Linked DNA regions of Mus musculus: regions 1 and 2 are each linked to region 3. A link is a loop called in an ENCODE intact Hi-C map of the cell type or tissue named here. Cell type or tissue: heart. All regions are shown on one strand.

Region 1 (2,500 bases), 190 kb before region 3:
CAAGTGAGTCTCAAAGCAGCGGCCTGTATGTCTAGACTCGCAGCCTCCCTTGCTGTGACCCTCCAATTCAGCTCCTCAGGGTGTGACCCCAACCATAAAGTCTTTTGGATGCTATTTCACAACTCTAGTTCTGATAGTGACAAATCATGATGTAAATATAGGATATACAGGATGTCTGATTTGTGACCCCAAAGAGATCTTGGCCCAAGGTTGGGAACTGTCTAGAGCCAAGCTCTGGAATCCAGGCCTCAGGCTTCTGTCCTGCTAAGATGCCCTTATGTTGTAAGCTGTTTCAAAGCAGTTAAGTAGGAAATTATTTAAGCTTTTTAAAAAGCATTTATTTTGTGTGAGGTGGGGTGGGGCAGGGCGTGTGCACATGTGAAGGTCAGAGGACAACAGTGCTTCCCTCCATCCACCACGCAAGCCCTGGGCATCAGACTCAGGCCACCGGGCTCCTTTATCTGACAATCCATCTCATGGGCCAGGGAAATGATTTTAAATTGAATGTGCCTGTCCAAATACTTGCAGGAGTAACTTCTATGAAATTTGAAAAAAATATATGGTAATGTTTGTGAAGTTAACTTGTTTGCCTTGAAAGTGCTTCATGTACAAGTTCCAGTGAGACAGTTATTTAAAATATTAAAGGAAGAGTAAAATGTCACAGTTTTATGTAAAAAGTAACCAGAAAGCACTGGATGCTGAATCTTTGATCTGAAAACTTATATGTAGGTTTATTTACTTCCAAAACACAAGACTTAATCTTTCAGCCTTAGTCTGACAACTCCAACCCCACCCCTGGCCCCCCAAGATAGGGTTTTTCTGTGTTCCCCTGACTGTCTGGACACTTGCTCTGTAGGCCAGGCTGGCCTCAAACTCAGAGCTCTGCCTGCCTCTGCCTCCAGGGTGCTGGGATAAAAGGTGCCCCCCACCCCCCCACCCCCGGCTGGTATTTTTGTTTTATGTGTATACACAGGCTTCATATGTAGATGCCAGTGAGGGCTTAAAAAAGGTATAGAATTCCCTAGTTTGGGAATTGTGAGCTGTGCAAAGTGGGCACCAAGGCCCTCTGGAAGAGCAGAATGTCCTTAACCTCCAAGTTGTCTGTCAGTCCCCAACTCGTGTTTTAAAAAAATCTATATCAGGCCTGGGGATATACCTCATCCGATAAAGTGCTTGCTTAGCATCTGTGAAGCCCTAGGTCATAGAAAGGCGGTGGTGCATCTCTGTAATGTCAGCATTTTGGAGGTGAAGGGCAGGTGGTCAGGAGTTCAAGGTTGTCCTTAACTCTGCAGAGAGACCAGCCTGAGATAACTGAACCCTGACTTAAAAAAAAAAAAAAAAAGAAAAGAAAAAGAAAAAGAAAATTAGCAGAAAATAAAATTGAGTGGTCCACCAGAGGGCAGTATTTGACAAAGGTTTGATAACAAACATCACTCATAGAAATTATATATGCTTCATTTATTGTATCAACAATGTGGTTAGTAGAAAGAGTTTCCTTCCATCCATACAGTTTCAGAGAGGGAACCTGAGCATGCCTTGTTCCTACAGGGCATAAATAGTTCTTTATGCAGTGCATCTTGAGATTTTTTAAAAAAATGTTTGTTTTATAGCTTTTAAGATATAAGAAGAAGCAAAGGAACTCAGAGTTGTTACATGGCACTTTATAGCCTGGATAGAGCCCATTGGCTCACCAAAAAAAAGCTCAGTTGTTCTAATTCAATCTCCAAAGCGCTGTTTGCCCTTCCTGGGAAACATCCCAATTTGGCTGCATTCCATATGCTAGAAAAAGACCAGAGCCAGAGCCAACTGTAGGCTTGAGGGAGGCAGAGAGGGGTTTCAGTTCTCCAGGGGCCAGGAGAATCACTGTCACACCCGTGGGGCAGTCCTGGCTGGAGGGGGCTGGGCATCGGCCCAGATCCTCAATAAGTCAACGGTAACTTCTTTTATCCTCAGGCCAGGTAGCTGCTTCCTGGTGGTGGGGTTTAACTTTTCTCTCCTGTGTTTACAATTAGGAAAAGAAGCAGCACACGCTTGTGGTAAGCAAACACTACAAGTTGGCACGTGATGTCATGTGATAAACACACTTGGGGCTGCCTCCAGGTGAAGACAGAGCCAAGACTTCCTGTTTGCTCTTCAGAACTCAGGCAGAAGCCTGACCTATAGCCATGTCTATCCTTGGTATATATATTCACATACATGGACATTGTGCATACTTTGGTGTGTCTGTGTGTCTTTGTGTGTGTGTACATACATGTGCAATATCGCATCCTGGGAATCTTTCTGTCTCATTGCTTAGCTTTTTCCATTTAATTTTCTCAGAGAAACATGGCTTCATTCCAGGGACCCTAACCGGGGTTTCTATGGGTGTCAGGCTGCTCTGACACAAAACAGAGAAGGAAAGGGGAGCTATTATGTTGTAAAATATTGATTTGGATGTTTATTGGCTTGTTTATTTGTTTATTTTGCTGCAGAGAAATGAGAACTGGAAAGAGCATACTGG
Region 2 (2,500 bases), 110 kb before region 3:
TTCCTCAACTGAAGCTCCTTTCTCTGTGATAACTCCAGCTGTGTCAAGTTGACACACAAAACCAGTCAGTACTGTCACTAAGGGTGGACAGGCACAGAGACCAAAACATCTCAGAAGCTCTGTGGTTATCCACATTTACACTGTCATCTTGTTGGACTTGGGGGTTCTTTACTTCTGTCTTGTGAAAATCAAAGATTTTAGCTTTTAAACAGGTGATCCCTGCAAATGGTTTTCTACTGGCCCTAACAAACAAGCAAGCAAACAAACAAACCAAGCTAGTCTATCTAGGCAAAATTGATTTTTCTCCAATGTCTGTGATAAATTTTCTATATTTACAAAGCCTCATGGATTCCTGGTAAACTTTAGAATCTCCCTGAAATTCCCTGAAAACAATCCGTGTTCTTAGCTGGCCTTCTTGATGAGATGAGGAGCCTCAGAGAGCAAAGCTCGGAGAAGTGTCTCCAACATTCCTCAGAGCCTCTTTCACTGTGTGGGTCTGAAGCTTTCTGACTACAGCCAACATGGGTCTTCAGGAGTCACAGGCAGTCCTAAACCGTGTTCTCTCTGAACATGCAATCACAACCGGTGGCCACCACTTACACATCATGTGGTGACAAAAAAGGCCAGAAAGAATGTGACAAGTTGCGGAATTTATTTTGGCAGCTGTACTTTGTAGGTCTCTGGGTATATGTATCTGGGTCCTGTGTGTACTTGTGCATATGTCTGTGTTGACTATCTGGGTGTGTATACCTGCTTGAATCCTTTATGTATGTGAGTCTGCACTTCTAGTCTGTTCTATTGGGACATTATTGTCCCTGGCTCTGCTTCCAGGAGCAGCCAGCCTTTTCCTTCCATTCTAGTTTCTCTCCATCCCATTGAGGGCGTGCCCGATATCCTCAAAAGTCCGAAAAAGGCCACCACTCTCCAGGAACCTCTTGGCTGGGCTGCCGTCTGCTTGGGCCGTCAGCCAGCTGTCCCACAGTCCTGCCTTGTCAGCAGGGCCTGCCACTCATTCAAGAACAGCAGGGTCCACTGTAATGGGAAGGCAGAGCCCTATGTCATTCAGGAAGCCTGAAGTTATCAGTCTGCTTGCTCAACAACATCCCAGTCACCCTCAAGGAGGAAACTGTCATCCAAGTTGCACCTCTATCTCATGTTCATGGTGGGTCATCCCCGATGTACTTACTGTGCAGCTCATTATGTTAGTACCTGGAGGCCTCAACTTCGTGTGTGCTCAAATAATGTATAGAGCTGCTAGCCACAGTTTATGGCCATAGTTATTTTATGCAGGAAATTGGGAGAAAACAAGTCTAGTGTTTGCTGGTTTGCCAACTTAAGAACTATGGATAAAGTCACTGTCTGCTAGACAAAAATAAGCAAACAATACCCACATAGGTTTACCAATACAGCTTTTCTTATTTCTGCTGCTTCCCTACCTGTAACAGTAACTACTCTGCAGACAACAAACTGAGAGCCCCTCCTAGTCACGGTTAACAGCCATTTCCCTTTCTGACTATGTAAAAAGACCAATCATTGTCCTGACTCTGCCATGTCAATGAGCATCAGGGGAGCCTGAGTGGGCCGCCCACGCCATTCCAAAGGCCATTCTGCAGCCATGGCTGTCCACGTGTCAGGAAGGGACTGGGACTGGACTCTGTTGCAGAGGCACTGCCCTTCAGAGTGACCAACCTGAGCTGGGGAGAACTGGGTAAAGGCTGCACTCAAGTGGGCACACTCCTTCACACACCCAGGGGTCTGGGGTGCCAGAGTCAATCCCTCCCAAGGCACATAACTTCCATACCTGGCTTCAAAAAGGAAAAGTATACTCTTTAAAAAATGTTTGTGTCAGCCGGGCGTGGTGGCGCACGCCTTTAATCCCAGCACTTGGGAGGCAGAGGCAGAGGCAGAGGCAGGAGGATTTCTGAGTTCAGGGCCAGCCTGGTCTACGAAGTGAGTTCCAGGACAGCCAGGGCTATACAGAGAAACCCTGTCTCGAAAAACCAAATAAATAAATAAATAAACAAACAAGTAAATAAGTAAAATAAAAAAAATATTTGTGTCTTCAAAAAAGACATAGAAAATATCTGTTGTAAATTAAGAATGCTAGATTTCTATATGTACTACTTTAAATTGACAAGCGTGTACCAACGATGTCACTGCCACATTCCCATATTCTACTAAGAAACGGACTTGGGGACTTTTTTAAGGGGAACTCAGCCAGCTAGCCAGGCCTGTCCAGGAAGTGACCCAGCGTGATGCTAGGCATGACACTGGTACTCCTTCCTCTTCACCTGCTTTGGACCTTCTCTCTGAGGACAGGAGCTCACTACGTGGCTCTGGCAGACCTGGGCACTCTCTGCAGCCCAGGCTTGCTCTGAGCTCAAAGATCTGCTTCTACCTCTGAGCACCAGAATTACAGGCACGCGTCATCTCACCTTGCCTACAACTTGGTTCAACTAGAGGTATAGACAGAATTTTCTGTGATTAAAATACTTATGTG
Region 3 (2,500 bases):
CCCAGCACTCTGGTGACTAAGGCAGGCAGTGAGGGTTTGAGGCCAGCCTAAAGCTAGACAGTAATATCAGAAAGCAATGCAGCTTTGATGTAAGTCACCTCTACAGTTACCACTCAACACCAAAACTTGGTCTGGAATTTACAAGGAAGAGTTGAGTTGAGAAGAAAAATGGGGACCCTTCTCTCAGGTCCTCAACACTCACCCCCTTGAGTCACGGTGAACGTAACTCTTGAGCACACTTACTGAACGGTTTGCTTTGTTACCCAGGCTTCTTTCCCCTTGGTCCCTAAAGCTTTCTAACACCCTAACTCTCCTCCTCGCTCCATCTTTCTCCGGAAGAAATCACAATGAACAAATAAAGACTTAGTGGCACTGAAAACAAAAGGAATCACTAGATGGTGGCTACAGGGAACCCTGCGTGTGACTGCAGATGGGTACTGGTTTCTGCGCAGTGAGTGACACACTTCAGAGCTGCAACCTCGGATTAAGAGGCCAGGACTATATCCTCATGACAGCTGAGGGCTGAGGACATGGCTCAGTTGGTGCAGGTCTGACTATTGAGTTTAAGAACCTGAGTTTGATCTATCCCTAGCACCCACGTAAACAGTGAGTCAAGGTGGCATTCATCAATCCCAATGCTGGGAAGACAGGAGGATCCAAGGACTCAAGGCCAGCTTGCCTAACCTAACCTGCAGGTCCCAGTTCCCAGTGAGCCACTTCATCTCAAAAAATGTAAGGGCTGGACGAACAGCTCAGCAGTTAAAGTGCTTACTGCTAGGCCAGGCAAGGTGATGCGATGCCTTTAATACCAGCACATGGGAGGCAGAGACAGGTGGATCTCTGGGAGTGCCAGGGCAGATGTCTCAAAACAACAAGAAGCACTGCTGCTTTACAGGACTTAAGTCCCCGGTACTCCCACTCCAGAGGACCCACAGTTCTCTTAGGTCCCCGGTACTCCCACTCCAGAGGACCCACTGTTCTCTTAAGTCCCTGGTACTCCCACTCCAGAGGACCCACTGTTCTCTTAAGTCCCTGGTACTCCCACTCCAGAGGACCCACAGTTCTCTTAGGTCCCCGGTATTCCCACTCCAGAGGACCCACTGTCCCCTTCATAGGCACCAGCACGAAAGTGAGTTACATAGCCATGTATGTGTCCATGTAATTAAAACAGAAGTCATCTTTGTGCGGGAGAGATGGCTCAGAAGTAGAAGACTTGCTTCTACTGCAGAGGACTCAAATTCAGTTGACAGCACCTATACTGGACAACTCTAGGTGAATCTGGTGCCCTCTTCAGGCCTCCTCAGGAACCTGCAAACACAGTTTTAAATCTAAGTCCTGTTTTAAAAAAAAAAAAAAACCATGTGGAAGGCTGGATTGCACTTGGGTTTTCTAGCAGAACTGCAGGTGCTCTCATTCAGTGAGCAACCACCTCACTTCTCCAGCCCCTCACTTTTGGCACAGTGGGGTCTCTTTACCAGGACCTGGTACTCACAGGTCAGGCAAAGGCAGCTGAGCGCCAGCCTCGGATCCGCCTGTCTCTGATTCCCACATAAGCACCAGCAGCTCTGCGGATGGATAGTCATCACACCTGCATAGCAAGCACCTACCAACATAGCTGCCCCTGTGCCCCTGACAGGGACACGCACTATATGGAAAACAAGACTGCTTTCTTTTCTAATAGACACAATCCACACTGTCTTTTAAGTTTTAAGACTGTCATTCACATTTTTTATTAGTTTTCTAATATTTTGTTAGATTTTCTCTGAGTTGGAAGAACATTAATCTACTAATTGAAAAACCTATCCAAAACATGCATTTGAAGAACATGTTCTTAATTACACTTTGGATCTCGACCCAAATTAATAGAGCACGGGCAACTGAGTGTTCAGGAAGTGACTCGGAGCTGCCTTGCACAGCACCTGCTACATGACGTCTGACAACTTACGAACAAGGCAGCTCACATTGTTTTAATCTGTAAGTCGATCCAAAACAGTCTCCTCTCTCCTTAAATTTCCATTGTTGCTTAGGTACCGATTCCAATTATTTTTTAAATCTGTTGGTCCCAACTGTTTTCTGAAATGTTTGACAAATATCTGTGTCATTTGATATGAAGTTACCTCATATGTATTTCTTTCCACAGAAGCTGCCATTTCTCTTGTTTTCCACATTCATAAAACAAGAAAAATGTTATCAAGCTCTGCATTTATCAAAAGGGTCAACTGAGGCTAGCCACGAGGAGCTGTAACTATTGAGTATCAGAGAGCGGAAAGGAGTCTGTACCCAGGGTGCTCAGCGCTCAGTGCTGACAGAGTGGCGTCAATCGGCATCTCAGTGAGCAGAAGTCCCTTCATTTATGCTGCCCTGGAATTTCAATCATTTTCTTTGGTGATATGAACACAAACTAATAATTATACCTTGCTAGATATAAATGGCTGTGGTTTTGCTCTCCATATTTTAGATCCCCTTACAACTGTACTTTTCAAACCTCCCTGTCTCAAAT

What was found. Peaks named below come from ENCODE experiments on the same cell type or tissue, not always from the same donor. Only the 100,000 strongest peaks of a DNase experiment are listed, where the experiment ranks them.
Region 1: it touches region 3 in a loop (6-fold over the local background); 21 of 42 quality-filtered maps call a loop at or near these places.
Region 2: a loop joins it to region 3, with 2.0 times the contacts of the local background. A loop is called at or near these places in 4 of 42 quality-filtered maps.

What each region holds. Positions count from the first base shown.
Region 1 is chr3:9,398,966-9,401,465 of GRCm38, forward strand. No RefSeq gene overlaps it. Among named protein-coding and RNA genes, the nearest start is that of C030034L19Rik, 2.8 kb to the right of the region's middle. In heart, a CTCF peak has its summit at 1,405 (motif pointing right); a DNase peak (open chromatin) is centred at 1,836; H3K27ac peaks cover 281 bases.
Region 2 is chr3:9,480,557-9,483,056 of GRCm38, forward strand. The region is part of intron 2 of Zfp704 (zinc finger protein 704); the gene reads right to left. Among named protein-coding and RNA genes, the nearest start is that of C030034L19Rik, 79 kb to the left of the region's middle. In heart, no CTCF peak of the experiment used is centred here; a DNase peak (open chromatin) is centred at 955.
Region 3 is chr3:9,592,737-9,595,236 of GRCm38, forward strand. The region is part of intron 1 of Zfp704 (zinc finger protein 704); the gene reads right to left. Among named protein-coding and RNA genes, the nearest start is that of Zfp704, 16 kb to the right of the region's middle. In heart, a CTCF peak has its summit at 1,286 (motif pointing left); no DNase peak of the experiment used is centred here.